Regions from separate parts of the Homo sapiens genome. Here region 2 is linked to region 1. A link is a loop called in an ENCODE intact Hi-C map of the cell type or tissue named here. Cell type or tissue: ovary. All regions are shown on one strand. Each heading gives the region's core, and the rest is flanking DNA. Links, peaks and the distances in the headings are about the cores only. Region 1 overlaps LINC00924 (long intergenic non-protein coding RNA 924). Region 2 overlaps LETR1 (lymphatic endothelial transcriptional regulator lncRNA 1).

What was found. Hi-C counts contacts between places; a loop is a spot of excess contacts. Peaks named below come from ENCODE experiments on the same cell type or tissue, not always from the same donor. Only the 100,000 strongest peaks of a DNase experiment are listed, where the experiment ranks them.
Region 2: it touches region 1 in a loop (6-fold over the local background); 2 of 110 quality-filtered maps call a loop at or near these places.

What each region holds. Positions count from the first base shown.
Region 1 is chr15:95,457,338-95,473,797 of GRCh38, forward strand. The region is part of intron 3 of LINC00924 (long intergenic non-protein coding RNA 924); the gene reads left to right. It overlaps LOC105370993 (a long non-coding RNA gene), which reads right to left. Exons shown (of 3, transcript NR_188326.1): 2 at 7,383-7,472; 3 at 6,250-7,049. Among named protein-coding and RNA genes, the nearest start is that of LINC00924, 32 kb to the left of the region's middle. In ovary, for the core only: no CTCF peak of the experiment used is centred there; a DNase peak (open chromatin) is centred at 7,394; H3K4me3 peaks cover 819 bases; H3K27ac peaks cover 3,468 bases.
Region 2 is chr15:95,282,110-95,298,569 of GRCh38, forward strand. It overlaps LETR1 (lymphatic endothelial transcriptional regulator lncRNA 1), which reads right to left. Exons shown (of 4, transcript NR_034095.1): 2 at 7,313-7,445; 3 at 6,193-6,359. Among named protein-coding and RNA genes, the nearest start is that of LETR1, 37 kb to the right of the region's middle. In ovary, for the core only: no CTCF peak of the experiment used is centred there; DNase peaks (open chromatin) are centred at 4,392, 5,756 and 8,624; H3K27ac peaks cover 4,851 bases.

The sequences.
Region 1 (16,460 bases), core at 5,272-10,271:
AAAAGCTAAATGATAAATGTTTATCTTGTATGCATGAAGATACTTTGACTTCTGTTTACATATGTCACCGTGGAAGCTGGTTTAAAAACATTTAAGTCCCCCTAGTAGTTCCACATCCAACGACTCCCTTTCTCCTGGACACCTTCTTATTTTCCTTATAACAAGTTTGGAGAAAGGTCAGGTAGGCATTGCTGGCAAGTCTTCTTTTCAGAGTTTCTGCTCAATCACAGAGCTGATGTTCAATCTCCGAAGTCGAGGCGTTGATTTACCAGGAAGAACATAGTTAACTTAAAAGCAGAAAAAGCCCCGGTGGTAATCAAGCCCTGTGAATTCCTGGCCCTCTTCCCCGGAGGCCCAGTGGGGCCCACTCAACGGGCCAACCCCACACCATGCATACTGGATTGGTGGTCCTCTTATCATAGAAAATTCCGCCAGTGTGGCCAAAACATACAAAAGGAAGCACACAAGAAAAAATGTGAATATAATATGCAGGCCCTGGATTGAGTTTTATGAAAAGAAAAAAAAAAGAGGGGAATTTTTCTTAGTTCTTTTTCATAGTTCATAGGATAAGAAATAACAAGACAGATTGCTTATCAAATGTGAGTAGTTTTACTATTTTTTGTGGCAAATTAGACACTAAAAGGGCAGGTTTAAAGTCTGTCCTAATTTTGCCTTATAATCAGATAATTTAAATTTGACTATAAATAGAATCATACATTTTCCCACGATCTGCCTTTCATTTCACACAGAAAGAGTTGTATTATGTATTGAAAACATACAAATCCAGGCATTCTCAAAACTTCTTTCTTTTTTGACTTTAGCTTGTGATAATACAGTATGGTATCGGAATCCTGCCCTATGGCTACAAAACATTAAATTTCTTGAGGCAAAAAGATGCTTGTCGTTCTCGTTTAATCTACCAGAATTTCAGAATCTTGTACTTCCAATTTCAGAAGAAGTAAAAGATGAGAATGTGCTGTCCTCTCTTGCCTGGCCTGGCCCAGTCTCCCTGATTTGTTTCAATATACAGAGACTTCCCTATATAAGCCACCTCCAACTCCAGCATTTGCATTTTTCCACCTTTCTGCTTGTTTATAGTTCCCCTCCATTTTCTTCCAGGAAAAAGTGTGCAAACAACAAATGCATGTTCTGATCTTATTTGAGCAACAAAATCTTGACAGCGTTCTCACCACCATCAGGAAAAAATTCCTTCCATGAACCTAACCCTAGAAAATGCAAAAATTATTGACAAATGTAATGCAGTGGTCAACTTCTTATCTGTAGCCTACAAAACATTAGACATTAGTTTGTTGATGGGAATTAATACGGCCCAAAGTCCTCATTCATTCTTGACAGTTCTATCATATTACTCCATAAGATGCTAAGATATTAGTTGCTGGAGGTGGGGGCAGGGGAGAGAGAATTGATAGAGATGGGAAACTAAGCTGCTCTGCAAATATTCACAGCTGCAGCTTTCTGTAATCATGCTCCTCTTTCCAGTTTCCAGTGGACTTTGAAAAGACAAATTCATAAGAGTTATTTAGCCATAAAAGGGAATCAACTCCTAAGCCCGGCTTCCTGAAGACCTCAGAAACTGAATTACCACAGCACTCCCTAAGGTCCAGAACACAGATTTTTGTTCCCCTCCCACATCCCTATCCCAAAGAAAAGAGTTTTCCCACTAGCTAAAATAATTAAAAACATTCTCAGAATAGAACACAAAATGTTTCTGGTTTGAATACGAGCCTATTTTCAGGAAAAAAAAAATCAATGTATTGCATATTTACAGTTTGATATTACAACAGCAGTGAAACTATCCGTTTGAGGACTTAATTGCATATAAAAATAAATAAATAAAATGTGCAAGGGTAGTGTGTTCTTTCTTGATGTTGTTCTGCCTACCTTTTTGATTTGTTAACTAACTTCAGGGGAGAATCCTTAAAAGGAGGAATACACCAGCCCATATAAAGTCGCTGGTTATCTCTGAACTGGAACTTAGTTTTTTAAATCCTGTCTAGGTAAATTACCTTTCCAGTGCAGGGTATTTCCTTTTAGGAGATTCCTCAGAAAGAGCCTCCAGGGAACTGACTAACTTTTTAATGGTTCACTCAGATTAAGAGGAAGGAAATGTGAACTCCTTTGGGGGCAGGAGGCACCACTCTAGGCTGTCTGCATCCTGTAATTCTTCCCAAGTCCGTGAATCATACTTTTAAGACTCCTTTTCAAGGGCATTTGTCTTCCTTTAAGAGAAGGCCAAAGCAGAAAAGACGAGTTTTAAAATAGGTCTCAATCAAGCTTTAGCCATAACAACAATTGCATGATTCTCTCGCTGACTACCCAGGAAAGGTTGCACTGGATCCCTTACCTGCATGCCTCCCCTCACCTTGCACAATACTCTTCCCTTCTTTAGTTTCAGAATCAAAATGACATTTGATATCATCTCAGCATCTCTGAGCTACAATTCTGTACAACTCTTCCCTTTATAGCCAGCCGCTGACAGTGATTTCACTTATGCCAATGGCATTGGAAGAACTGAGCAGCGATATTTTTCAAAATCATCTTAGATAGAAATCTGGCTTTGAAAACAATGTCTTTACTTAATAAAATATCTACTATGTAGACAATTACAGACTATTTTTATACCTTTTCCACAAAGGTATGAACATTTCTGAGAATAAATTTGTCAGTGAATAAAGTTTATCAGAGTTTGAAGCGTTTAGATCCTTGCAACTTCTGTAGAAGTATGAAGTCACAGGAGCACATTTCTAAAAGGCTGCTATGTTACAATACCAGTTACTCAACCAATAACTTGTATTTATTGAGTATCCATTAAGTGGTGATTTCTATTATTTTCAAGCTCCTACAAAGAGTGGAAAAAGCCAGGCATGGTGGCTCACACCTGTAATCCCCACACTTTGGGAGGCTGAGGCAGGAGGATGGCTTGAACCCAGGGGTTCCAGACTAGCTTGAGCAACATGGCAAGACCCCTGTCTCTTATTAAAAAAAAAAAAAGAAAAAAGAGTGGAACAACCCCGTCACAATGTGCAAAAGGACAAATGTATAATGAAATGGAATATCCACAGAAAGTACGCCAAGAATGAACACTAACGTAAACTGTGGACTTTGGGTGGTGATGATGTGTCACTGTAGGTTCGTCAGTTGTAACAAAGGCACCTGTCTGGTGGAAGATGGAAGGAAGTCACTGCATGTGAGAATGTGAGGGTATATGAGGCCCGGCATGGTGGCTCATGCCTGTCATCCCAGCACTTTGGGAGGCCGAGAAGGATAGATCACCTGAAGTCAGGAGTTTGAGACCAGCCTGGCCAACATGGTGAAACCCTGTCTCTACTAAAAATACAAAAATTAGCTGGGTGTGGTGGTTCACACCTGTAATCCCAGCTACTCAGGCGGCTGAGGCAGGAGAATCACTTGAACCTGGGATGTGGAGGTTAGAGTAAGCTGAGATCATGCCAGTGCACTCCAGACTGGGTGACAGAGTGAGACCCTGTCTCAAAAAAAAAAAAAGGGGGTATATGGGGAATCTTTGTTCCTTCCTCTCAATTCTACTGTAAGACTAAAACTGCTCTAAAAGAATAAAGTCTTTAAAAAAGTATTCAAAGTGAATGGAATCACACAAGATGAATTTAGATTATATTTAAATTAACAGGATTCTTAGAGTTGGTTTGAACAGTTCAGTTGCAATTCCTTAATCTAAAAGTCTCTACACAACATTTATTTTTGACCTAAGTTGATTTCATTTGTAGCAAAATGTGACCCACACCTATGTGGACGATGCAGTCTTTATTTATCCCAGTTGGTGTGTATTCATATGTGTTGTTGCATACATATTAATGGATGCCACCCTAGGTTCCCTGATGATGGCAGATAGTATTTGGCTTTGTGGCCAAGATGTCTTCCAAAATCATAACGGTTCTGAATTACAGGACACATCTCATCCCAAGAGTTTTGGATATGAGATTGCAGACAAAAATACACTGAAAGAGAGAAAATAAGTAAGGAAGAAAATAATAGAAAACAGTTGCTTTCTGTTATACTTTCTCTGATTTCTTGAGAGCTCCTAGTCTTAGATTTCTATGCAGGTCCCCCTTATTATAATTGTCCATTTTTTAATTGAAATTTGTTTTCAGTACTAAAGTGCAAAAAAAACCTAGAAATGTAATTGTGATTTCTACTTAGGTGGACCTCAAAGGTTTTGTATCGATGCCCGTAGTCTGCATTTTGTTTCTATAAGTCTATTTCAACAGAGTACTCAGAAATAGATCTTTCTTTCCTCTCATTCTGTGTAGAAATGTCAGAAATGTGAGGCTAAGGATTTAAAGCATAAATTAGGGATTTGTTGATGAAAAGAAAGAAAGGAGGAAAGGATTGAAAGAAAGAAGAAAGAAGGAAAGAAAGGATGGAAGGAAGGGAGAAAGGAAAAAGAGAAGAAAATAAGAGAAAGGAAAAACGAAACTTTAGCCTGTAGAATCTACATTAAAATGTTTCTCAGTGCTTAAGACATCTTGAAAGAAAAGATGTCAAAGGCAAATTCTAATATTCTAAAACTGCAATCCAATTGCATAAAAGCATAAATTTACATCTAAATCATTTGGAAGAAAATATTTACATATCCTATATTTTTGTTTAGAGCTGATCTCCATAAAATCTCTTATATTATACAGATCCATATTACAGAGATTATATATACAAATATTTTATTGCTTCTGTATGAAACCTGATTTGTTGGGGGATATAAACTATGGCCTTCTCAGGTATCACTGCTGCTTGATTGTTCTGAGTATTGGCTTTCTGACAGGGATTGGAATGAAGCCATTTTTATTAATTTAGTTATTTTTGCTGGTATCAAAGGCCGTCTATCATGTTAATGATGTATCGGTCTGCGGTCCCACCGAACAATAATTACAGAATGTTCCTAATAGTAAATCATTTGTCACAATCACAGCTCGGTACAACAACCTTTTGTTGAGCAGGGGAAGACATTATCTGAATAGCAATACACCTTTATGCGAACCGGTGAGAGGTCTTACACGGACCAGTCCGGCAAATACCTGGGAGTTCCACGTCTGAACTGTCCGTCCCCACATTGCAACTTGGGGATGTGCACTGTGATCTGCTGAATTTTCTCCAGTGTTAGGCTATCTAACACAATGAAAACAACACGTTTTGTCCAGGGAAGAACAGATAAGGTTTCACAAGAAACTGCTCTGAAAAAGAGAAGAAACCAAATGATCGAAAAAATGGAAAACATTAAAGGTTTTTACTTCCATTTCCCCCTTCAGCAAGAATTGGGGACAGAAAGGATATAATACTCAAAAAGAAAAATTGAGGTTAACAAAAAGGCATTGCTATCTAAATTACATGAAAGCTCCATCATCAGAATGACGTAACAGTCAAGTTCTTCTTTGTAAAGATTCACAGACTGCTTTCAGTTATTTTCGAGCACTATTTGTAAATCATAAGAGCCAATATTTTTGGAGTATTTGTATGTGCAGGGAAACTTTTCAAAATAGACTTAATTTCTTTTAGAACAGTTTTAGGTTCACAACAAAATTGAGTAGAAGGGACAGAGATTTCTCATACAGCTCCTGCCCCCCCACAGCTGCCCCACCACCCCTGCTCCACCCAGCCCCCTCCCCCTTGTTATAATTGATAAGCCTACACTGACACACCATTGTCACCCCAGGTCCACAGTTTACATCAGGAAATCTCTTAAGGACTTAATGTGCATTAATTCTTTTCATAGTTTCAAAAACATTGATATTAGTTCCATTTTAGAGATAAGGGAACTGAGGCAGAGAAGAGTTAAGTCGCATCAGGGTGATTTCTGAGATTTGGCCAATTTCAAACCCTAACCCGGTTGATTAACTACTTCTCATTACTGAAGTACCCCAATGAAATAAATCAACAGCATTTGTTGGGTACCCATACGTTTGTTGAGATTTTGGTGAGATGATGTCAATCATGCTAGTTCGGCAAGAATATCCCCATTTCATGGACAAAGTAACCCAATTTCAGAGGAGGAAAAGCTAGGATTTCCATACTGGTCCATGACATGGAGCCTGCAACATTATCACATGGCCTCTGTCCCCATATTCCCGTGTTCTGAAGGAAAAGCTGCCCAGTTAATGAGTAATTGTGCCATGCATGGCTTGAATGGCTGTGTTTTTTATAACAATGATACTCAAACTTGAGGTCCATGGATTTTATAAAATCACAGAAACAACTAACTTCACTTGAAGGGTATGTACTTCTATTTTTTATTTTCTACACAAGTGAATTCCTGATTAGACATTTTATTGAGACAGAAATGAGTGTATATAAAGGAAGAAATTCTAAAATATTTGTTCATTAAGCCCAGTGACTTGAAAATAACCTCAAGATCAATTAAAATATAGGAAGTAGAGGGAGCCATAAGTTGTGGTATGAGTTTAAAAGACCACATCACAGAAAAGAAAAAGATTTTTTTTAAAGTATCAACAATAGAAATTGTTCTAGAAGTTTATGCGCAGGAAAATTGGGAAGCCCATGCTTCCCAATTTTCTTTGTGTTTTAAAAAGCCATGCATACAGCTCTTGCTCTTTGATTTTCCCAAAATGAATCTGGAAGCCTCGAATTAGCATTAAATGGAATAATTTGTAAGTGCCCCCTCCCCTCAGACACTTACCCTTTCTTTTATTGTCTAGAATTTTGTTGGAGGTATCCTTGGACTCCAACAGGCAAGTCTAACTTGCTTTTCTAGTGTCATACCCAAAATACCAATTAAGTTGAATAGGGAAATGAATATACTTATAAATTTTTGACAGCCACTGACGGCGATAAGGCAGTCCTTGGCCATAACTTGAAATCAGTTATCAGGGGATACCAGAGGAACAGAAAGTTGTTTTTGCCAAGCCCTTGCAGCCTCCTTTCCTCACATTGGCCAGATGGCCTGGAGGTGGCACTTGCAGCTGCTTCTGGAAGGAACCTGCTGCAAACACACAGGCATCCTTGACACTGCCACCGCACTTGCATTCCAAAGGGAAGAAGTCCTGTTTGGAAAAGAAAAAAAAAAAAAAAATCAAATGGCTACCTCTTGCCCCAACCTCGCTGTCCCCTACCCCTATGTTCTGTCCAAAAGAAAAATCCCTCAGCCGCAATGGTTGTTTTTATTAAATTCTCCTCAATAAAAAGCTCAGGCAGGATTTATTAGGTACTCAGGGCGGACGTTTAGTATTTCGCCAGTTATTAAGTGAAAATCAATAGAAAGCAAAGAAAATGGAAGTCACTGCACTGTTAGCGCACTGTTGTCGCCCAGATATTATGTCGGCTGTCTTGTAGATTCATGACAGACGAAAGAGGCCGGGAGAGAACTTTCTGCTTACATTGCACGAGCCAAAGTGGGGTTATTCATTAGAGCAGGCAGCCGGCCAGATGGATTTCCAGTTCAGTTTTACCATTTATCTTTAAAACGCCTGTATCGAGTGAGAAAGAACACTGATATTATGTGATATCAATGGCAGGTTTATGTATCTAAATCAGGATTTATTGTTATTTTGTTCCAAAGACCTTTTTTTCTCAAGAAATACCATTTCACTGGAAGAAAATAATAGCTAAAACCTTGTCAAAGATAACCTTTCATGCTGTCCGTGCAGCACTAGCTGTAAAACAAATAGAACCCAGGATATAAATAGTTTTAACCACATCCTTACAAATCATTTCTTCTGAATCTGTTTTCCCCATTTCAATATATATATATTTTTAATGCCACATACATGATTTTGGGTCATTCAATGTTTTCTTTGCCTGTAGTTTAGCTCTAAATAATGTCAGCAATTATTTTAATTCCATCTAAAAGCTTTAGCTGTTTTGTGTTCTTCTGTGGAATGCCACATTTCTCAAAAGCGTTCTTTGGAAAAAGCAAAGAGATCTGCTGTTTTTTTTTTCTTCCCTGCCTTAGAATGAGCTTTAGAGTCAAAAACACCCATCATCTTTTTTCAACTACTTCAGGGTCTTCAAAAGCTAGGACATGTTTTCTTTTCACTTGAATTCACATTTTTGGTAGCGTCCGGGTTTTCCGATTCCCTCTCATCTAAAGGACAGATTACAGGAGACCTGGGCAGATCCAATCTCCAGTCAATCCTGCTAAGTAACAAAGGTGGCCAAATACCAGGATGAACCATTGTATCCACTTTATAAACAGCTCTCAAGAAAATACAGTCAATATATTTGTAAAATGTCATTAGTGACACTTTGTGATTAGGAGAAAAATTATACCTGGGTTTTGACTGAAGCGGTTGCCAATAAAGAAATGTGAATGTATTTTTAAGCTACCTTATTTTTACTTTTTCTATCCTTTGGGTTTGGGAAAAGAGAAGATACATTTAGGTTTATATGGATCAATATTAGATAGTAGCCAGACAAGGTTATTTAAAGACCAATATACATTTATGCATTTCTTTTCTTTTTTTTTTTTTTGAGACAGAGTCTCGCTCCTTTGCCCAGGCTGGAGTGCAGTGGTGTGATCTCAGCTCACTGCAACCTCTGCCTCCTGGGTTCAAGCGATTCTCCTGCCTCAGCCTCCCGAGTAGCTGGGACTACAGGCGCCCGCCACCACGCCCAGCTAATTTTTTGCATTTTTAGTACAGACGGAGTTTCACTGTGTTAGCCAGGATAGTCTCGATCTCCTGACCTCGTGATCTGCCTGCCTCAGCCTCCCAAAGTACTGGGATTATAGGCGTGAGCCACCGCATCTGGCCAATATGCACTATTAAGTGTCACCGACTTAGAAAAATTATCTAAAAACCAACTGAAAGCTTTTTGCTACCATTGGACAAAAGTGCTATTATATTGAAAAGTAAGAAAATAAAAGTAAAAGATAGATTATAAAATAGTTGTTCCTTAATAGTCTTCTTTATCTAACTAACTAAATTCCTCAAACATATTGAAGAGCTCAATTATACCAGGAATCCCTTCTTGTAGTTTTCTATTTAGCAGTTTTTCGCTTTTTAAAACTGCATTGACAATCCAAAGGGAACTTTCCTTTAGGATGGCGCCCTCCAATAAAACACAGAAAGTTCTTTATAATTCTCACTTTTTAAGAAAAACTATTCTAAAACCCTGTATAAATTTTGCATGTGTGTTTGGACCTGTTGATCAGGAGGCAATAGAGAATAGTGGTTAAGAAAATGGGCTCTGAAATTAGATTACATAAGTTCAAATCACAGTCTGTCACTCCCTGGCAGTATGATTTGGGGAAATTATTATAGCACTATGCCTCAGCTTTCTCATCTGCATAAAAAAGACAATAACCTTATAGATTTCTTGCCAAGAATACAGGGGTCAGTATAGGTAAAGTTCATAGACTATCACTTGCTCGATGTTAAGTCCTCAAAGCATTAGGTAGCTATTACTTTGAGTATACAAAATCCAGAACACCAACTCATCCATGCTGATGCTTTGATTTTCCAAGAAAATGGAATATAGTCCCACAGAGATTCAATTAACCCTCCATTTTCATATTTACTAATGTATTTGGACCCTGCAGAAAGATACAGTCTTAAGCTTCAGCTGTAATGAGAATCTCACTTAAACCAAAATTTTGTATTAAATGAATTTGCCTTAAAAAAGTCTCTTTTTTTGGGATCAACATTCAATCTGAAACACTAAAAATAGTCTATAGGCAAAAACCACATTATTGATTTATTAATAGCTGTACTGATACAATAGTCATGAGGCTTAATGTCTGATTGGGGACCTATTTATAGACATCTTAATTTGTTGAAAACAATGTCTAGCTATTTCGTTCTAACAAATAACATTAGCAACACACGCAGTTATGAAGAAAGAAATGATATTGCTAATTAATACGACTTGAGCAGTGAGAAAACTAAGACATTAATGCCAAAGAAAATCAAAGTTGATGACTTGGATTCATTGCCCATATGCATCATGTCACTTGAATAGTTGCCAAGCCTGTGTCTTACTTTGACTTTATAGTATCAGCCCACTAGCCTTTTATCTTGCTTACCCTCTCTACACATCAGGTTTCTTACTTGTAGAGGCAGTATAATACGCCTTCTTTATTCACCCTACAGTTGAGGACTGAAGGAGAAAGCGTAAAACACTTATTAAAAGAAAACGATACTTTTTACAGTCAGACTGGTGGGAAAATCAGTACAATTAATAAAACAGTGATGTTAGGAAAGAGTGACTACTGTCTGCTTTATTGCCTATTCATACGTACGCCTACATTTGTTCAACAAAAGTTGTTTGAACGCCAAAGACATGGAGGTTCAGAGCCTAAGTTGGCCCCAGCTGCCTAGCCCCACCCTTCCCTCTCCCTCTGGGTGTCTGTAAGTGGTTTAACCTCTCTGTGCTTCAGATTCTTTGTTTGCAATATTGCGATAACAATAGCAGCCAGTTATGTACTAAAGGAGATAAATAGTACCTACTTATGTATTAAGTAAGATCATACATATAAAGTGCTTACAATAGCACCTAATAAACACTCCATTATGGTTTCACTATTATTTGCTTTCCAAGTGCACAATATAATGCTGATCAATTCAGAAGACAAGACCCTGACCTCATGAGCTGATCAGAAAATCGGCCTCATCTTAGATCAGAAAATTCAGATAAACATATAGGCAATTTTTATAGGGTGGGATATTAAAAAATGACATCCCAACTCTCATTGAAGGAATGAGATGGAGGTAGAAAAGACTTCCTTGTGGAAGTGATAGCTAAGCTGAAAAATTAAAGATGAAGTCAGAAGGTAGAAAAGGTGGCTATAAACCTGAGGTGTTTAATGAAACCCCCTGCTATAAATGAATGGCCTACAGCTGCACTTCCCGATATGGTGGCCACAGCCACATACAGCTATGGAGGGCTTGAAACGTACCTAATGCATGAGAGGAACTAAATTATGTTCGTTCATTTTAATTTTTTTTTCAAATTTAAATTTAAATAGCCACACGAGCCTAGTGGCTAAAGCACTGGGCAACTCAGCTCTAGACAGAGGGAAAAACACATGCAAAGGTCTAGAGATAAGAGAATTCTTCTATTCTGAAGACCTGATATTTTGAAAAACAGTAGATTCTTGAAGGATGTGACTTCTGGAAATCAGCAGAGGCGATGCATGGTTTACTGCAAAGTTCACGCATTCACTGAAGCTATGGAAAACCACTGAATGATAATAAGAAGGAGAGTGATACAATCAGTTTTGAAATTTAGTAAGATCTCTCCAGCCATAGTTATAATAGTAGCTAGAATTAGTAACACTTTATAGTTTACACACTTTTTGGATAACCTGACCTCTCTTAATATTCAAATCCCCTGTATGAGGTAAGTCTATACTTCCTTTTCTATATCTTATTCATTGTGTCTCCAATCAGCAGCCTATGCTCTTGCCCATATCCCTTAGAAGACAGACCTGATAAAAGGAAAACATTTGCATGATATCAGTGCGCAGACTCATTCATTCCGATGTTCATAAATTAATCTGGAAAACAGCAGCAGTTACTTCCAAAGAAATGTTTAAGAATCATTTTCCTCAGTGTGACCTGACTGTAAAAGTACAAATGCATTCAGTCGTGGTCCCATGGGCCGTCCCCCACTCCCAGCACATTAGTTAACTCCTCTTGCTGTTGCCGGCGAGAGCCTGAGCTGCTCCGTGCGCACAGAGTGATGAGGGATGAGCCTGCCTCACCCGGGTTCCTGCGGACTTCCCCTCACTCCCACATCTGTATCCCTCCTTGCCTCGCAGACAAGTTGAAAAGAGAACCCGGACTAGGCAGGGGTATCCACTGCAATATGCTGACGGTCTGGCTGCTGACCTGAATCTCCATGTCAGGTCTGAGTAGATAAAAGGTGGCATTTTTGTAAGTGGGGATGAGGAAGGAGCACGGCCACTCTGCCCTGGAGTCAGCGCTTCTTACCAACACGTGCACTCACCTGCAACATTAACCCAGCGATTCTCTTAGTAAGAAATTTTCAAAAACAAAAATATGCTAACGTTTGATTTGATTACATCAAGTTATTTTTTCTCTCTTTTTAAAAGGAAGATTATTAATAAAATCACACTTCCTTAAAAGAAAAAAAAAACAGGGACTGTCAATGCTGCACTAATTTGATTACACACTGGCACTGTAAGACACTAATGTAAATATTCTGGTGAGTAGGCATAAGACGCTTGAAGTAATTACTTAAGGACTCCCTTTCAAACAATCGCTCCCTTTTTTTATTAAATGCCTTTTAACATTAGCACTTTCTTCCTGACAAATTAAATGAAATTTCATTACTCTCCCTGACTTAATGGCATTAGGCTCCCGCCTAGGTGTGAGTTAACCCTCCCAGGACAGCTGACAACGGCTCCCACACTCCGTCAAAATGGCACTGTCCTAACTCACAAGAGAAAAGAAGCCTGGAAGAATCCTTTGTGTTTTTACCAGAGCTTCCGGAATCCTTCATTTCTTTGATGTTTTTTCAGCTGTGATCCTTGCAAAAATCTAAGAAACCAGTGGTATTGTTGTTTTCCAGTGTTCTTGAGTTCACCGCCAAAAAAAAAAAAAAAAAAAAAAGAAAGAGTATCTTTCACTGAGACTCTAATAGTGACAACAAGGATAACAATAACGGCAAACAGTTATACAGTACTTCTTAAATATCTTCTAAGCAATTTAGCTCTTTTAACTCATTTAAACCCCAACAAAACACTATAAGGTAAATACTGTTAATTCCTACTCTCAAAATAAGGAAATTAAAGTACAACATGGTTGAGCAATTTACCCAAGGTCACATAGTTAAAAAGCAACAGAGCTAGGATTCAACCCAATCAGCCAGCTATTGTCAGACACTTTTATACATATAATTATTGAATCTTCAGCCCTGGATTGACATAGACTTATTTCCATATTCCTTTTTACATTTGTGCAAATCAAGATTCGGACATGTTAAACGACAAGTTCTAGATCATGCAGTTTGTGCCACCCAGGAACTTGTCACCAGCCATGTCTTCTTGACAAATGAGCTTCGAAATTAAGTTTCCAAAGGATGGTCTCTGAAAAATGGTGTTTCTATACCCCCTTCATTACACTTATTAAGAAAAAAAGCTAATGACTTACTTTTAAAAGAAAAAAAAGGAAATAGAGATTACTGTAAGATTGAATTTATTTCTAATACTTTAGGAATTAAATTATAAAGTGACAAGAAAAATTACAGAATAATTGCTCAGGAACTGTGGGTCTGAGGTCCTCGTCCTACAAATCTCAGTATGAACTAAAAACAAATATGTGCTAATTTTTGTTAAGAGAACAGTTGAGAAAACCTTCACAAAGTGAACACTGCAAGAGTCGTTCTGTTTTTAGATAGAACTTGTGCCTGGGAGTATGCCAGAGAGACACTCCCAAGATACGTGTAACACTGATAAGAATGGCATGAGTGAGTTCCCTAAATTGTGTCCCTGGCATTTTTTATTTAGCTATCTTTTTTGGGATACATGGTCATATTTTCTACCCACCAAGTTTTACCTCTAATATTTTTAAAGTCTACTAATTTTTTTTCTTGTTTAGACCTAACTTTCTTTCTTACTCTTATTTTGGACTTAATTTTATTCCATCTTCCAGGGTTACAATACATTTAGAGGTCTGAACAACACAGAAGCATAATGAGAGAACATTCTATCTGGTCAACTTTGAATTTCTGCAGACAGGGCCAACTTTTAATGAGAATACATTTTTATTTTACTTCCCTTCTCTCTATCTGACCCAGTGATACTTCTCTTTGGCTGAAATTGTTTTCTCTACATAATCCTTTTTCCTGTCTGTGTCACCAGTAGCTGGGACTTCCCGATGTCATGTTCCATCTTACCAAAAGGGTGTCCTTTCTAAGACCTCAGGCCATGTGGAAGAAAAATAATCAGCTCAAAGTTCAGAAGACAAATGTTACAAGGGGGAATTTTTTTTCTCCCCTTGGTTGTTCTTAAACATATGTAGCTTTAAGGATCAGTATGTCAGTGTTTTGAAAGAAGCAAAGACTGAATTTATTTTGGTGGAGCTATCAGATTCTGAGGAGCTGGACCATTTGTTTTCCTCTTGTGAGGTCCAGGTAAAAGTTCATTCCCTCCATGGCCTGGTGCTTCTGACAAACAAAAATCAAGGACCCAAAATAAGTATTTTATCTAAAAAATGTGAACTATCCCAAAACAAACATGAAAAAGCACAGCTGCCAAATTCCACAAGTAAAAAGAGTTGGAGGTTGAGACAGCCCACGATCTCGCTGGGGAGTAATGGGTAAAGTTTGGCCAGCTGCCCTTAAGGCCTTGAGGGACACTCAATCCAATTGCTGTGTCTTAGCGGATGTGAATTTCAAGGTTACACCTGGGTGTTCAAGGGCAGGGCCAAGTGTAATCGGCACTTAGATCATAGATTAATCTTATTTGCCATCTATTAGGTTTGATTCCTTTTCCCTCTCTCCCTCCCTAAAGCCAGGATTATTGTGATAGTTTAAGATAATGGATTCTAACGGAAGAAAGGTCACGCAGGCATGGAGATTTGGAACCTTAAGATAATATGATTAATCTAAAAGCTTCTTTCTCCAAGGGGAGGGCCGCACTTTTCATATGTCTAATTGAGAGAAGAGAGCTGAAAGACCGAGAAAGAGCAACAGCAGAGGAGTGTAAAGGAACTGAGTCCTTGTCAACAACTGCAATTAATTATCATTGTCAGGATGATCTTTCATTAGTTTTCACACTAATAAGATAGATCTGCCTCATGCCTGAGGCTGATAAAACCTTATTGGCAATGTTGATAAGAATATGTCAGTATGGAGAGCGATTCATGGACATCTTTATTTTATTTTTCTAATTTTCCAAAACTAAATGACTAGCTGGATATTGCCAAAAGTGACTACATCTAGGTTCTTAAGGCTATGAAATGCAGCAAAAGTCCTTAGCAAAGCAGCATGATTGGCATAATCTAAACAACAGGTAAATGTTAACCATTGTTATAAATGCTATCAATACGTAAGTGCATATTATGTAACCTAAACAATAGGCAAATGTTGACCATTGTTATAAATGCTATAAAAATAAGTATATACATATTATATATTTTAAGGTATGTAGTCTAATCTTATCCCTTTCAGGTAGTTCAAGATAACCCTAACTAACCAACTTGGAGAGATCCATAGAAGGAAATTAAGAGTAATATTTATTTGTTTATTAATCATGATGCATCAAGATTCGAGGCTTCTGATAAGAAATCATTAGACTTGGTCCACTTGCAAGAAAATTAGAAATTAAATGCAAATATGGGTTCTCTACTATCATTTTTTTTCTTTTTTCTAGGACAGAAACTGTTTTACTCTTTATTTATTGTAACTGCCAAAATACATTCATCATTGTGGCTCACTGTGATTTTGGGGTTACTTAAAATGAATAGAAATATGTATCCCCTTGCTTGAAATATATACATGTATATTTCTTTTCTTATATACATACATATAGTAAAGCCACTTTCATTACATTTAACTTGCTCTATTGTCCTCATGCTGTTAGATTGTTTAAGGCAAACAACAGAGAAGAGGGATGGACCTCCGGGGTGGCCAGTTTGCTTCCAAATGCTCAAATGTGTGGCCTTGGGGAGAGAAAACTGGTATTTTTATCTGTAATGTATAATTTTTCTAAATAAGATTCTTCCTTTTAACAAATAGAACTTTCTTGGTTTATTCCCTCAGTAAAAAAGAGGGCAACATGTTTTTTTTCTTTAACCAAGATGACAGAATAGGAGAGGAGACCATTCCTGAATGTGCAGGACCCAGTGCAAGGGCTAAAGAGTGGCAATACAATTAGAATGTGAGATATGCCTGTTTAATATAATCTGTGAGGTAGTAATATATGCCAATCATCATTCAGTGAGATTCTCAAGACTCTGAACAGTATAAAAGCTATACGAAATAATTAGTTCTCAGTAAGAACCATGTAGCCTAGCATGAAAACCAGCTGCATCATGAGTGGAAACGCCTGTGTTCAAATCAGACTAACATGCAGTTGCTTCAAGATGAAGTTCAGATAAGGTAGAGCAAATTGATGCTGAGCACGTGCAAAAATAAAACACATTCCTCTGGGTAAAACTGGATTTTTTGGAAATTTCAAGCTTTCCACTAAATAATGCTTTAATTCATTGACTTCCCAACTTGAAAATATACTAGTCAGTCATAAATTCATTCTGTAACCCAAAGAAGTGAAAAAAATATTTGTAGATTCTGGGACAGACTATTATTTTCCCATGCTCTAAAACCAAATTTTTATTGAGTTTTAAAAGTCTACTTTTTAACATGTGTAAAAATGGAGCATTTGGGAGTATAAGAAGACAAAATATGGGGATTCACATGCTGACCCTTAGTTTCTGGCCGGTTGTTACAAGTGGTTGAGATTGAAATGTTCTGGACCAGTGTATAATATCAGC
Region 2 (16,460 bases), core at 3,786-8,785, 180 kb before region 1:
GAGAGGGGACAGGATGGGTTTCAGTGGTTCTGAATAAGTCAGGCTTCTGGTGACCAGCAAAGGAAGAGCCTGGTTTCCATAAATCAGAGAGGTAGTTAGCAAGGGTGAGTTGGGACTTAAGGGAACTTTGCCTTGAAAGCCCAAAGACTTGTACTTGTGCCTTAATTATACAGCTTAGGTCCTCAGAGAAGGTTGTGACTTAGAGTAGGTGAGGCTGTTCTGTCAGCTGACCAGAGGAGAAAGCGCTGATCTTACAGGCATAAGAAACTGACCTTGGGTGAAGATGAAAGTATATACTCCTTTTGGGTTTCCCATTGCTCAGCAGAGTAATGGTTGTGCTGGTATTTCGCTGTCTGAAGATGTAAAGAAGTGTCTTCTATTCTGGTGGAATATTAGCAATCCCTGAACCTCTCCTAATCGAGATGTCATGTGTACCCTCACATCAGACTAATTGAACTCAACAGGTTGGTGGGTGAAACTTGGGCATTTTATTTTTAAGCTTTCCAAGTGATTCCAATTGCAGTCAGGCTTAAGAACGATTTACTTAAAAGTTTTAAGATGGAAATTTGCAAAGGGCTGCTATTCAAATCACTGTTCCTACAGCTACTTAGGTGTTTATGATCTAAGACGACACCTGGATATGTGTCAAAGGCCAATTATTAAGAGGGTCTGGCAGTGAAAACTGATATCATCCAGGTGGGCCTTCTCTAAGATAATAACTTGCTGTGAAGCTTCATGTTCGTTTCCACATTAGGAATGCAGAGGCAGCTTATTAGGAGGAAGCTGGCGTGGTCTGATTCTAGAGCACATGCTGTGGGCTCTATTTCTTTACAGTACACAGAGGAGCCTCAGGACAAGGCCTTCCCCACTCCTCCAAATGCCCACATATCAGACTAGGGGGATACTCCCTTTTGAAATTAGCCAGCTTGCCTCTGTCACTGACTGTTGCAAATGACTACTGAATTTATAAAACATTCATTGATGTTCCTTGTTGGGTTTGAGATTATAAATCTTTTTCTGCCGGGCTGTCACTGGGAGTAGACTGGAAAGCTGGAGACAAAATTCCCATAGCTCTGGTAGACACAATGACTGGCATAACCACTAGAGACTGGATAGTTCCAAAAATACTCAAGAACTTAAGAATGTTAATATAAGATAATGAATACTGAAGAACTTGAGAATGTTAATATAAGGTAATGAAGGCAAGGGATATGTGGAAGGAAGCCTATTGAAGATTCCAACAATCTTGATTATAGTTTTGTTGCTTTTTTTTTTCATCTTTCTTTACCCGTTGTGCTAGCATCTCTGCCCAGTTCAAAAGGTTATGAGAGAGACCAGCTAGAGCAGAACTGGCCGGAACCTGGAGTTTTGACCAATCACCAGGGGCTGATCTGTAAAAAGTTTGGGCTTCTAAGGAAGTCCAAGAGTAGCTGACTGGTGGATAACTAAGCAACAATGTGAAATAGGGCTCCACGGCTGTCTAGCAACAGACATGGGTAGAGATCCAAGATGGAGGGCATCTGGTAAACACAGTAGATCACATGAATCTCCAGTCTTGAGCCCCAGAAATGGGAGAGCTGGCAGGACTCTAAGAGAACCTGTTGTAGGGTGCCCAGAATAGGGGTACTATACAGGAAAACAAGGCAATGAGTTGTACTTGGGCACATGGGCAGGATGAAACACATTAAACTGGACTAGGAGTTAAAGCCTTGTCCTGTGAAATCAACCTTGAGCCCAGCCTCGAGAAATGAGAGAAGAGTTTGTCCAGGGGCCAAGGGGACTTCACGCTTGGCTGATGAACTCCTGGTCTACAGCTCCCTGAATTCCCCTTACCCAAGGTCAAGATGAGTTCCAGTCATGTCAGGGCTGGACCTGTAGGTTGGGGTTAAGTGGTTCCAGCTTCTATATAGAGGCAGGAAGCCAAAAGGATCATTACCATAAGTATTTTTTTTTTAAATTCACAATTCTACTTTCCTCCCTCAACTACAATTTTGTTATATGGACATGTTCTAAGAGTATGTGCAGAGGATAACGATTAAATAAACTTTTCCAAGTAAAACACAGTTAAAGGCTACTTCACTGTGGCCAAATGACTTTCTGTAAGGCCAAAATTACTTACTGTAGAGAGCAACCAAATGCATTTGATGCTCTTTAATGCTCTAGAATATCTAATATTATGTAGAGCACATAATATACTTTAAGTGAGTGCATATCAATACATACAAGAATATCATAGCTATGAGAGAGGCATATAATTAATATATTTGAAATATCACTACTATCCCCATTCTAGCTCAAAGTGTGAACTGATTTTAAATTTTTTTTAAGCTTCTGCAAAACTTTATTCTTGTTTTCTCTCTTTAAAATTGTAAATCTTAAATATTTAAAAGATATCTTGCTGTCATGTAATATCCGATATTCACACACACACACGCACATAGGTACACAAATACACAAATGGAGACTTCCAATGAGAAAACAACCTTGTAAAAGGAGTTTTACAAGGGAGTGCTGTGTTAACTGACATATTGCTGAGTTAGCAACTAAATAACCAGCTACATACATCCCTTTTGTATCATTGAGTAGCATGCATTCTTAAAGTGATAATGGAACTAAATTTGGAGAGAACAGGCCCTTAAGTTTCAATTTATTTGTTTCACAATCGCAGCCTCAAACTGAAGGGAAAATTACGCTGCAGTTTGATAAATAAAGCACTATACATTCAAAAACAAAATGCAAAATGGAAACTTTTAGAACTTCAAATAATCAAGGATCTTAGATTAATTTCATCAGTGGTTGAGAGTTTTTTGTTGTTGTGAATTTGCTGGAGAATTTAGTATGAAAGCACTCTAACTAGTGTCTGATTATATCAGTGTCTCTATTTCCTTTTAGAACACACATCTGTTGTTGTGGGGGGTTTTTGGAGAGGAGAGTGTGGTTGTGGTTATTATGGAAATACGGCAAAACCAAATATTTTAAAGCAGATGAGAAGAAACCCACAAACAGTTGGCTCACAAATGTTGTAATGCTTTCCACACCCAGGCATAAAGCAAGTGGCAGCGGCAGCAGCAGCAGCGTTCCTGGTGGCCTCTGTTTTATCTGTTTCAAACACTGGGCTGCTCTTGTTAGTTAACTGACTGGAGATTGTTTTCTCCCTTTATCCCCTCTCTCTCTTTTTAATTGTTGTTACTCTGTTTTGCCTGAAAGCTGCAGTATCTCACTGTTCATTATTCCCTGTTCAGTCAAATCCTGTCCAAAATTAACTCATTGTGTGCTGGAGTTCTTCTCAAGCTCTCTTTTCTTACAAGATGCACAAAATAGACCTCACTGTAGCTCTTTCAAGAAGTTTGCATATCATACGGATAACTCTTTGAACTAACTCAATGCTGACTTTACTGGGCTGTGTTTCTTTAATATTTACAACTTCTAACTAGAAATATTTCCAATTATTAATAAGAAATTGTTATAAAATTCTAAAGTTTCAACCATTTTAATCCTTTCTCTCTCTCTCTCTCCCTCCCTGTCTCTTATATAAACCTAGTTCCACAGACCCTGTTTTGACTTTAGTTTCTCTTTTTTATTTTACTTGGAAATTTTTAAAAGAGTCTTCTGAGTCTCCAAACTAAAGCTATAAGACAGAAAAAAAAAAAAAGCCATCAGTCAATACAGCTGGGGAACTAGTTTCTCATATCAGCATCGAATTCCAAGGTATTCAACTTGAACTAAGTGCAGCCATCAGAAAAACCATAGAAATGGGAAAGTTGCTGTTGTAAATTAATGATTATTTGCTGTGTGCGTTAGAGTTGCGGTTTGTACCACATTTTATTGTGATGTTTTATTCTTACTCAGTGCAACAGTAATTGGGTCTTAAACATGATAAAGTATCTTCAAGGCTGCATTGGTAGCTGAGCTGCCTACGGCAGGTTTTTAACTCTAGTTAAAGAAGGTTAATCAAAGCTAATGAATCTGTTTTATCCATTGCCATGAGTTTTTTTTTTTTTTTTAAATGTGCCAGGAGGTGACTGACCTAAAATCCGGATTGTTCAGCTGTGAAGGCAAATACATCTTTAGCATAATGATTTTGCAAGCCTCTTTGATGGCCCTGGGTCCATGGATGGCAGGTACCTGCAAGCTCTGTAGTTTTCTTACCTTTCTACCACTGCTCACTCTTCTGCCATTAAAAAATACGAGCCTTATGAAAATACAGGAGAGGGAATGCAATCCCACACTACAGCCTTCAGTGTGAGAATATCAAGAGACTGTTGCATTCAGAAGTTCAGAATAGCTCTGCTCTTTATAAAAGAATATGAGGAGCCCCCTAATAAGGCCAATTCATTAGAACAAGTGTTTGTTACTAAAACACACCACGCAGGACCACAGGGATCCGAGCCAGACAGCACGGCAATTAAAGTTGCCTCCCTTCCAAACGCAGGCGGCCCACCAACTCTCACCCACGAGTTCTGCTTTGTTTTCCTATTAGAAATGTGATTGAAGAATGCAAGTTCATAATTTGTTCATGCAGCAGAAGACTAGTAACTCTCTGGTTGCAACATCCTTTTATACACTTCAAATCAGAATTAAAAAAAAATTCAGGTTGCTTGTGTGTGTCCTTTCTGAAAGCGCAGGAGGAGCAAAACCTTTTGCTCTGGGAATCTACCTTGCTGCCTAGAAAACATTGCCTAGTTGCATTTGCAAAAACGCTCAGCGAGAGACCATCCTCCAAATATCTAAAATCACAGTAGTGGAGGGTTTTTAATTTTAAGCCCAGCGTTTACAGAAAACACACACACACACACACACACACACACACACACACACACACTCTCAGCCTGCAGTGACACCTTTTCCCTCCCCTTTGGTGCTCTGCGGAGCTTTGGAATGAGATTCATAGCGACTCAGGACTGTTGCTGGCAAGGAAAACCCCCTGCCTACCAGACAGAAAGAGGGGCGGGGAGGGCCATTGTGGCTTTCCCTCCTGCTCTCTTTTTAAGCCCAAATAATATTTGTACTTTGAGGGGAGGGTGCAAAAAAGGGATCAAGATATGAAGCAAGGCAGAACCCAAAAAGCGAGGGGGAGAAAAAAGCTCAAGGAGAGAGACCAGCTCTGGTCCGAGAAAGGGCCTACATCACAGGTTTCAAAAGCATCTTTTTTCAGTTTCACGAGCCACAACCCCCTTGATGAAAACTAGTTGCGAAATTCAGCGCCTGTTAGGCCTCAGCTAATTAGAAAAAATGGGCTTTTTTTCTTTTCCTTTCTTTCTTTAGCACCTTTTCTTTCAAGCATTTAGTCTCAGGAGGGGGATCCAGGCTCTTGGCCGGGCTGTTTTGAAAACACGCCTTTGAATGCGTCTCCCTAATTCACGCCTTTTGTTTTTCAGCTTTTGTGTTTGCCAGTTTGACCATATAACGTTATACATCTGGTGTATAGCTTGTTGGGGGCTTTTTTCTCCCAGGGTTCCTATGCATTCCCTATAGGACCCTCCTGAGCTTCAATTTGAGCGATCGTGTAACATAAAGGGGGTAAAGGAGAGCCTAGGAGGCTGGGGAGTGGGGGGAACGAGGGAGCAGGAGAGGGGAGGAGGCCTGGGGGAGACAGAGAGAGAAATGAGTGAAACATAAAAAAAAAAAAAGTTGAAAAGAATTCTTTTGCTCTCTTCTTTTCTTCTCACTGTTGCGACTGGACCCTGAGTCAGCCGGCGACAAGGCCTCGGTGGGAAAATGAAGGGGCCACAGAATAGATAACTCATTGGAATTCTGGCAACATATTCGTAAATAAAACAAAAGTGGGGCGGCGGACTGGGGGAGGGAGTGTGTTCCTGGGGAAGCGCAGAGCTGCACAGGGCAGGGCTAGGAGGACATTTCCAGGGCAGGCTCCCTGCCTTGCCTCTTGCAGGGGAAATCTAAGATGGTCAAAGGAAAGGAATCCAACGGTTTTGCCCAGGCTTGTTTAGCAAAGCTCTTGCAGCTGGAGCTGTTTATTATTGCAGCTAGGAAGATGCTCTTCCAAACACACTTCCCAAGCTGAGAGAGCTGAAATAATCTATCCTATTTCTTCAGAGCCTGCAGGGTCTGTGCCTCAGAAAGGGGTTTCTGTTAAAAGAGGAACATTCTTGAGCATGGTTATTCTTCCCCAGCTCCTCAAGAAGAGGCATCCCCCAGATTTAGTTTGCAGATATCTTTCCCAACTCTTACCTCCCATGCGCACTTTCGATAAAACAGCTTGGATACCGCTTCTTGGAATGATGATACTGATGTAAGTTTCTTGACTTAAAAGCTCCCAGTCTTCTAGTGGATTTGGTTGCTATTGGTGCTCATTGATGGGTAATCTTGTGGATGAGCTCTCATCTCAATTTCTCCATCTGCAAAATGGACATATCTTAATATCAAAGTCACAATTCTTAGTTTTCACATACCCGGATGGTTACTTTTGTAATGAGTCAATTTCATATTTTTGTTTAATATATACATAGTGTGTGTGTGTATCTGTGAGTACATAAAACCCATTATAAAGATATAGTGTATATTTTGGTGGTTGTGATTTTGTATGTCATCCAACTGCTCTAGAATAACTCTGCAAGTCTGATTTTGGCTGAAAGAAAACCTAGAATAAATAGGAAGACAATATGTTTGTGGCGGTTGTTTAAAGCTAATACCAGCAGCTTTTTCTTTTCTTTACTGCTGAACAATTTCAAAAGCAATACTAGGCATGAAAGCAAAACAAACTCATTTCAGTGCAAAGCTTATGAGTTATTTGTGTTTCCCTGAATTCAAGGAGGGGGTGGATGGGTAGGAAATTTGTTTTAAATATAGAAATGGGGAAAATACAACAAACTCCACAGAATATCTTGGAAGGTTCTGCAGCTTGAAGTGCAGAGTTTATTACAGATGTGATGTAACTTGTGGGTATAATTTTCAAAAATAGCTGAAGAATACACTGTGAGAAATCTTACCAAAAGTACCATTTTCCCCAATATATTTGTAACTCAAGTTACCAGCTGATTAACCCCTTGAAAAGAGTTTCTGTAGGTGGAAATCTATATCCCTGTCTGTTCTTAATCAATCCAGCCACATGACCAATAATGTGGATGCAAGGGTTAACACAATTAAATTAACAAATGTTTGGAAGGAAATGGTAAAATTGGTTTTTAAAAAGATGTTTAACAAAGACATTTTGCTGTTCCAATCAGACACATAATTACACAATAGGCTATTTTCAGGAATCTATTTTTTCCTAAATGTTAATCAGACCAGAAGAAAACGCCTGTTAGTCCACATTGGGATATGCTGTAATTCCCTTGGAAAAGTAACTTACCTTAGGGAAATATTTTACTTCCCAGAAAAAGACTGTTTATTTACTCTGAATTCTTTCCCTTGCAAGGTTGTTGTCTGGTTTTTGTTTTTGTTTAAACTGGTCTCAGAACATGGAGAAGTACGACCATCGTCAACTGAAACAAAAACAAAACAAAACAAAAAAACCATGGACTTGAGCTAAAATTCTTAAATGAATTGTTTAGCTTCAAAATGTAAAACTGTCCCAGCAAGAATGTCACAAAGTGTAAGCACAGAAGGATCTGTATTTTACTGAAAACATTCTTTATATAACACCCGGAGAACACGAAAAGAATGAGCCACCCTTACTTATATTACAATGTCTGTATTTATTATCTTTTCAAGTGTGCTTAACAAGTTGATACCATTTTCTAAAAGGTTTTTTAGTTTGAGACTCCTAACTCATACACCTGCTCTCTTAGGTCACAACTGTAAGTCCAGAAAAAGGTGTGCTTTATGTTTCTGTGAAAACTGGCTTTATTTCTAGTTATAAGGGAGGCTGAACTTTTAGGTAAACTTGGTGCCAGGTAGCAGCAGCAGGAGCAACGTGAAAAAGAAAAATGGCAGTTACCCACTTAAGAAAATAACATTCTGTTGATCGACAAACACCCTTTAAATTTTAGCTATTAACAGCTCTTACAGAAACAGGAACTGCCAATAACAAACTTGATTTCTAATGTCCCCAAGGTAATAATAATCCACTAATTTGACTATATCCCAGCTGGCCTATACAGCAGTTTCTATTTGTTTTTTGTTGTTGTTGTTGGTTTTTTTTTTTTTTTTTTTTTGCAGCAGGGAAGACTTATCTTTCTTTGGGAAAAAAAAAAGGTGGGGAGTGTGCTGTAAAGTTAAGAAGGAGTGTGGAGAGAAAACACATGGAAATTTAATGTGAAAGTTTCTTGTTGCAATAAAGCTGTTAGGTTTGGCATGTAGACTGTTATCAGATGGTTCCTTTGACATTACTTGAGCCTTTCAGTAAGTAAGACAAGCCTGAAGGATTAGGTTGTCAACTTCAGCCTGTCATCTTTGAGCAGAAAAAAAGAATTCCTTTTCTTTTTCTTCCTTTCTTTTTTTTTTTTTTTTTTTTAGGTTGCATCTTCCTTCACCAGCTTTGAGCTTTGGAGATCGCAGCAGAGGTAGTTACTGGAAGACAATCTCAGGCCCACATTGATCATGGAAGTCTAGCTTTTAAAGATAAGTGAGCCAACCAAGCTGTAAGGCTAATCACCCTGTGCAAGTATGAATTTATCTAAAGAGGATTTCATGTGGAACCCCCGGAGCCGGCCGCCAAACGGATGACTGCACACTTTAAGAAAGTTCGTGGGACTTCTCCCAATCAACTGTCAGGCCACATAAAGGGTCTGGAACGCGCTGACTTAAGCAAATAATATTTAGCCATCTAAGGATACCGTAAGGCCCAAGATTTTGCTTTGTTGGCGCTGACAGGAAATATTGATACATATCAAGTAACACTCCTGATGCAAAAAGCGATATGTGTCTCCTTTCGGCACTATCTCTGTTTAGGAAACACCTTGCTTTAAAAGAAAGCACAGGTGGGGGCAGGGACAATGTCAAACCCAGCACTTCACTGGGTTTTCCAGCTTTCCTGGGATCACAATTTCATGAAAATAGGAACTAAGCAAAAGTCGTCTCCTTTTTGAAAAAAACCAAATGTATTGGAATTTGAATTTGCAAACTCTCAGAATGTCTAGCTGACAAGTGAACCCTGCCCATAACCCCAAAACTATTCCTTAAGTTTATTAACCTAGGAAACCTGCCACTGATTAGGTTTGGGTGTGTTTCTCAGCTTTTACAATAGTCTAAACTATATTACAACTATGTGGTTACAGGGCCTAAAAAGTAAATTGAAATATGTGGCTATTAAGTCGCAAATCCCCTCAATAGGACATGTGAGTCAAAACTCAATTTTTTGTGAGAAGTAATGTCTGTAATCCTATTGACTCATCATTTTTAGACATTTGTGGCTTTAATTACAGGGGAAAAACTGTAATGTCCTGTCTTGGGAAAATTTGATAGGGAACATCGGGCTGTTACCATAGAATAAAGGTTGCGTTGGAGGATTTAATTTAAAAAGGAAAAAGAAAGAACCCTATTTTATCAGAATACTCTAAACATTCTCCATCAGTAACGTTGTGCCTGAGGTGATATCCTTGAAGATGCTGGAGGTGGCGGTGTTAATGAAATACCCGTTGGCATTAAATAGCATTTCTAGAATCCTGATTGTAGCGCTAAAAAGGAAAGTGAATTTTCTAACAGCACAATAAACAAGGGGAATTACGAAAAAAGAATCCGCTGGTTCTGTAAGGAAGATCGCTTCCAGTTAAACAAAGAAATTTAGGGTCGTCTGCTTTTCATGAAAATCACATACATATGGCCTTTGAAATTTGTCACTGAAGATGGTTTTGCTCTAAGGTAAAATTCACCACTTTATAGCTTTTCAGCCGCAAGTCTCTGGATTTTTTTTCTTCTCTCTTTTGGCCTGCAGCCCAATATGAATGTATGATCACTAGCACAAGAGTTAAACATCTGAGTCTTTTTGAAGTGTCTTCAATGTTACAATGATGTGATGGTTGATTGCCTAGCAGTCAGTTTAGAAAAGTCTGCATTCTGCCCCCTAGTGGTAGAGATTAAAGTTTAATGGCTGCTTCATAACACGTAATGCCTTTTTCCCTCCTTTTCCATATGTTAAGGATATAGAGCAGTGTGGGAATTACTGATGAGTTTTGTCATAATCTGTAAAGTGTATATTTTAAGCAGGAAAATTTCTAGACTGAATGGACAGGTTTACGAGGCACAGGGTCATTTGATGTATGTTTTGTGTACTCTGCTGTGCTTTGCCAAACAATATACATCACCACTATAAACAGACATTGTCCCTAATACAACATTCCTTCTGGGAAAATTTTGGGACTTCTTAATAGAAGCTATTAACCAAAAAGTGCATGGTGTTGCCAAAATTATAATATTATACACACACACACACACACACACACACACACACACATATATTCAGAGAAAGCATGGTATACTGTCAGATACTGTGGAACTTCACATTTCTTTTCAGATGACCATTTTTTGTACAGGAGGTAATAAAAACAATTTGCACTAGTTATACCACTTACTACTCCACAGGTCACATTCCCTTTGTGTTCAAGTTCATAAAGAAAACCACGCACACCCAAAGTAAGGGTTTGTGATGTCCGAAAGATTTTGATGTGGGAAACGTTGATCACGCACAGCTTTTTTTTCAGCTGACAATGAAGTGGAAGACATTTGTTTGAGTTTTTATCGTATCCTGAGTTCTTGCTTGTTTGTTATTCATCTTTAATGTAGAACTCATATCTTGCATGCAGGCAAGTGTTGGAAGGCACACAAAATCAAGCACCCATGATATAGGCATCATCCAATGAGTGTGTGTTTAGATCTTGCAGAAGTGAAACCCCATGTTGGAGGAAGACGGGACAGACCGAGGAGGAGAAGGAGGAGGAGGAGGCATCCGTGGAGAGTGGACAGGCGGGACAGCTGGACCATGTGTAATGTGTCAGTTTGCTTCTGTGCCACTATTGTGTTGCTGATGTTGGAATGCAGGGAAGGCGCTAGTTTATTGAATAAGGAGCCATGTAAATTCCAGCTGTCAACATGTGATCACTCCCTCGGACAAAGAGAGAGGCTTTCTCCTCACTCATATTTGATTTCTAGTCACAGCTACACATTTTCCAGAGCCCTCATTGCCACCAGGCTACATCTGAGTAGCCTTTGGCCAGCCTTCTCTTTTCAGACTGGTTTTGCAGGGTGAGTACCTGGCTTGTAATGGTGTGTTGGCTGGCATTCAAATGACACAGTCAGAGTTAGTTCAAAAAGAATGCTATGGCTGTAGTGATAACAAATAATCAATAGTATTTTTAAAGCAGAATTCTTGCTATTGTTTGATCTATTTCAGTATAAAAGGCAAATGCTTTACTCAAGAAGAATAGTCCAAAACAACAATTCATACACTAGGTAGCTTTTCTTATTGTGAGACATGTCAACTGGGTTGTAACCATGTCAGTCTATGCCTTTCTTTAAAAACTGCTCCAGGGAACCACAGGTCCACAGAGGGACAGAGAGGCGCTCACTTCTTATCTTGCTGTCTTGCTGTCTAGCTCTGTACCCTCGCCATGTGGCTTGAGAGAGGCTGCTGACATTACTGAGATTTTGAGTGGGGTTCTGGGAAGCTCTCTACAGACTGGAAGGGGAGGAGGAAGAGGAGAGTGAGGAGCGGGAGGACAGGAGAAAAGCATTCTCTGAGTAAGATCAACTCCAAAGCAGCTTGAGTCTCATGGGAGTTTAATTAGAGGAAAAAAAAATTCATCCTTGTTCACACAGGCAAACATTATTCATATCTAGGAGATCTTGGATGCCAGTATTTTTTTTATAATGGGAAACATAGAACATTTTGTGGTGTGTGGCAAAATCGCAGTGTTTCTTTCTCCTTGCTGCAGAATTTCATTATCTTGAAAGAACTCAAAATGCTACAACATTGGAACGGTAAGGCTCCTTACCCAGGCACACATTGCTTCCTGCTGCCGTGATATGGCACTCCCTATAACTCTGCCTATAATTTGCAGTAAGAGGACTTTGATGCTTCTTTAAATATACATATATTACATACATATGGATTACATATGTATTTCACTTTAAGTTACTCAACATAAAACCTCCATAAATTTCCATAGGGGTATTTTCTAGAAATACATGGTTAAACATTGGATGAAATGGAGAAATTTCTGGTGTCAGGGTTGCCTAGAAAAACTCTTTTGACCTAAAAAAAATGCTTTTTTAACCCCCATTAATTTTCTAATAAAAAATTAGCTCCAATTTCAAAATGATTTGGTGACATTTAGCTATACTGATTTTAAAAGATGTAAGGGTAGCTTCATATTGAAATCATTCATCGGTGGTCAAATCATTGCCATGACCATCATCTTCATCCACTATTGAATGGTTTGCTGTTGACTAACAGATACTGTGCTCAACACAGGGAAGGGCACACAGATGTAAAAGAGGATGTTTTCCTCGCCTTGCCTGGGATTAGAGTGAGGTGAGTGAAGCCTATGAACAATTTTTTTTTTTTTTTTGAGATAGAGTCTTGCTGTGTTGCCCAGGCTGGAGTGCAGTGGCGCCATCTGAGCTCACTGCAACCTCCGCCTCCTGGGTTCAAGTGATTCTCGTGCCTCCGCCTCCAGAGTAGCTGGGATTACAGGCACGTGCCACCATGTTCAGGTAATTTTTGCATTTTTAGTAGAGACAGGGTTTCACCATGATGGCCAGGCTGGTCTCAAACTCCTGACCTCAGATGATCTTCCCACTTTGGCCTCCCACAGTGCTGGGATTGCAGGCGTGAGCAACTATGCCCGGCCTGAACTTTGATATTTTTTTTGTCATGGATTGTTTGCACTCATTTTGATTTTTCAGTATATTTCATTCTAATATTCTTTCTCTTGATTACTAAGATTTTTGGTGCTTCCTTAAATTCTGTACCCAGAGAAGTGCCTCATGGTCCATCCCTGCTGGCTTGCCTCACGTGGAAAGATGGAGGCTCGCTTGTTTGTTTCTGTCTGTTCAGCTTTTTAAGATTTCACAGAAATCAATTTTAGCCAAAACATCCTTCGTGAATTCACTAAAAACACATTTATAGACGGTGACTTTCCACATCCTCTCTCAAAGGTGCTTTTTGGGGGCTCCCAACACTCAAATAAAAACTCTTGCTATGTGCACTGATATTTTTCTGTCTAGGAACTAGTTTTTTTCAAATTTAGGATGGAATAAACAGTGATTTTCCTGCACACTGTTTGTCTTACGTCATTCCTCTGATGCCTTCCAAGAGCCCTGGTCAAACCTCTTCCCAAGAGAGGGGTTTCTAATCAGCCCCAGGCTCCTTTGCCAGCTCTTCCAGGTAACAATCCATTTCCCTTCATCCTTCACCTGATTAACTGCCCCCATCTGCTGTGGATTCCTGTTCTTAGTCATGCGTCTCTCCCCAATGCTGCCCTCTGGGCAGTGGATTTCAGATTTCCTTGTACCGGGCAACATATGTTCTTCAACTCTGGAGCCTCATGTCAGACACGGCCACTGCCAAGACGCTTGACATGGCCTGCTCCAAACTTCTTCTTTGCTAATTCAGCCTAGAGAGACAGCGTGCCAGCATGGAGAATAACACCGTTAACATGTGTTTACGGGCATTAAAGCGCAGCTCTACACTGTTATAAACCCCTGGCATATTTGACCTGGAAGGAAAAAAAAAAAAAAAGATCTCCGTAGTGCAGTACTTGGCTTTTTCAGCAGATTGTGAGTTCACTTAGACGACTGGAAAAGACAAAGGGATGAGAGAAAGGGAGAGCAAGAGCAAGGGGAGAGAGAAATAGGAGAGAGGGGGCAAGAGAGAATATACATCTCTATTTGTACCATTTAGCAACAGAGAAAGAAATGCAGAAACCACCTCTCAAGTCAGGAGAATGCTCCAACCAGCCAGGGTGTTATAAATTAGAGCCTGTCAGTATTACAATGTATATTAATAGTCACACCTCTTTTTAATGAGTTTGGCATTGGCAGCTGAGAGGAAATACAAGTCATCATGGCTCTGCTCATGCAAACCCCGACAAAGGAATCCGTAATAAATCTTCCTAGAACAGCACTCACCATAAATATGTATCACATAAGGCATCTGTTTTACATTCTGCATATAAATCAGCATAGCGCTGAATAGCAATGAATCAGCTTCTCAATGCCTGATTTGATAACAAATCGACTTGGATCTTAGGAGAGAGAATTTACAGCCCTCACCCTCAAGACAGATAGTCAATACTTAAGATGAGTGCCAAGTTAACTTTTCTTCAGCAACCAAGTTTACAGAATGAGAGTCCTGAGGCTGGGGTGGGAGCCCAGCGGGTGGGGCTGGACAGTTCCTGGGGGAGGGAAAGCAGTCACTCTTCCCAGGGAGAGGAGCTTTGAGGTTTGCAGCTCTGGATTTGAAGGATGTCGTGTGGCATATCTCTGCATTCTGCATCTGACCTCCTCTCCGCTTTGTCCCCTTTCTTGGATCTCCCACAGGTACAGTTTCCGCAGGCTGTAATGATGATGGAGTCATCTTGGTGGTGTCATTTGGGGCGGGGATGGGGAGAACCCAAGGTGCCCCCCCAGGCCGGGTAGGGCTTTCTCTCTGCAGCCTCTTCACCTGTCCCAACTTGGCTGGGGTGACTCCCACGACTAAGGGAGGAAGCAAAGCTCTGACCCCTTTCTTTACAGACCGTTGATAATAACTTCCTGTAAAGACCTTTTATTCCAGGCTACAAAATGAGTGAACAGTATTTATGGCATTTTTCCAGTATCAGAGTGTTGATGGGATCAGGTCACAGAGGGAAACTTGAATGGCTCTTTATTGTCAGAGCACTGCCTGATACAGACATGGCCAGCCACACAGAGATATGAAATGCTTAAAGACTGCACAGGCAGAACAGCCCCTCTAAAGTCTCTGCCAAGATAAAGGCAGCTGTTCCGGCTCACTTAGGTTGGCGGAGCAGAGAGCAGGTACCAGTTGGGCAACTGGGTGTAACCTGGGGAGAGCAGATGTTTTTTTGCAAAATTCTGAAGGCAACACTTTATTTGCTCCTGGTTTTTTGTTTTTGTTTTTTTTTCACTTCAGCTATGGGTCATCATTCCTTTTTCTTTGCAAACATCCATCTCATTTGTAGTAGGAAGCAGCCACTTACCATATTGTGAGCTATGAGTCTTCTTAAACACTGTCTATCTCCTAAGGCCAAGCAGTTGTGATCTCTTTTTATAGGCTCAGCTGCTGTGGCCTTTCCAAATAAATGCCTGTTTGGTGACCCATGTCTCAACCCCAAAGTGAGAAATGTATTTCAAAATTGCTTCAAATACTGCCTATATTCAATGCTTTTGGATCTAACTAGATTAATTATAAAAAGCCCTCTTCCGTTGGGTTTGGATAGATAACTAGAAAAATGGAGTCTGAGCTTTCCCAAAATCCTCTCCGATTTAAACTAATCACAAATCTACTACAGCCACTATATTTTTATCCCTCACTTTAGAAGATATGCAGGTATGATTGTTCATTGAAGAGGCTGTTGTGTTTACAGGCCTCTTAAAATTCTGGTTTTATTGTTCAAAATCTCCAACGTACCCGAAAAACAATTATAATAAAAATTGCCCGAAGTATAATCTATTTCAAGTATCAACTCACTTAACTATTTTTCTTGTCATGGAACAATTTGGATATATGCAAATACTAGAACTAGGGGTGTTTTTTTCCCCTCTAAAAGACATTTTGCAGTGTCTGGAAACGTATAAAGTTATTTTTACATCTCACAATTTGGTGGTGGTGTTGGGGGGTGCCACTGGCACCTGAGAAACACCAGATGCTCTTAAATACCCTACAATGCACAGATGGTACCTCCATTCCCATCCCCAGCTCTGCCCTCATGCAACGAAGAATGATCTGGCCCAAAATGTCAATAGTGCCAAGGTTGAGAAACTCTGTGCTGGAAGAGATTGCCCCAAACTGGATTCTAAAAGAACTTGAGTTGGCGTCCCAGATCTGTGGATTCTGTGACCTTGAGTAAGTTACTTATCTCTCTGATCTCTTCTGAAGTGAAAAGTGATCAAACTGTCTGGGTGTGAGAAGAATATAAAAGGATATATGTAAAATATCTGGCCAGAAATAAGTTCAATCATTACTTTTCTCCCTTCTTTTCCCTAACAAAGTGTAGTAAAAGGCTCTGCCTCAAAGTGAGTTCTGAGAGAAAGGAGTTTTGAAGTACTCATATTTTTCACTGATTTGGTAATATCTCAAGATTTTATTACTTGCCTGTTTAAAAAAAAAAAAAAAAAAAAAATATATATATATATATATATATATATATATATATATATATATATGCGCCAGGTAGAGTTTGGTGAACTGAACTGAAGTTGTCTTTTTGGTTTGAGAGACTGCAGAAAGGATTTTAGTCTTCATTTAAAATTTTCTATAGTGGTTCCAATGGCATTGTTAATTTTGGGTGAGAAAAGCAGAAAAACTCTAGGTTTGGCAAGCAGACAGACCTGGATGCAAA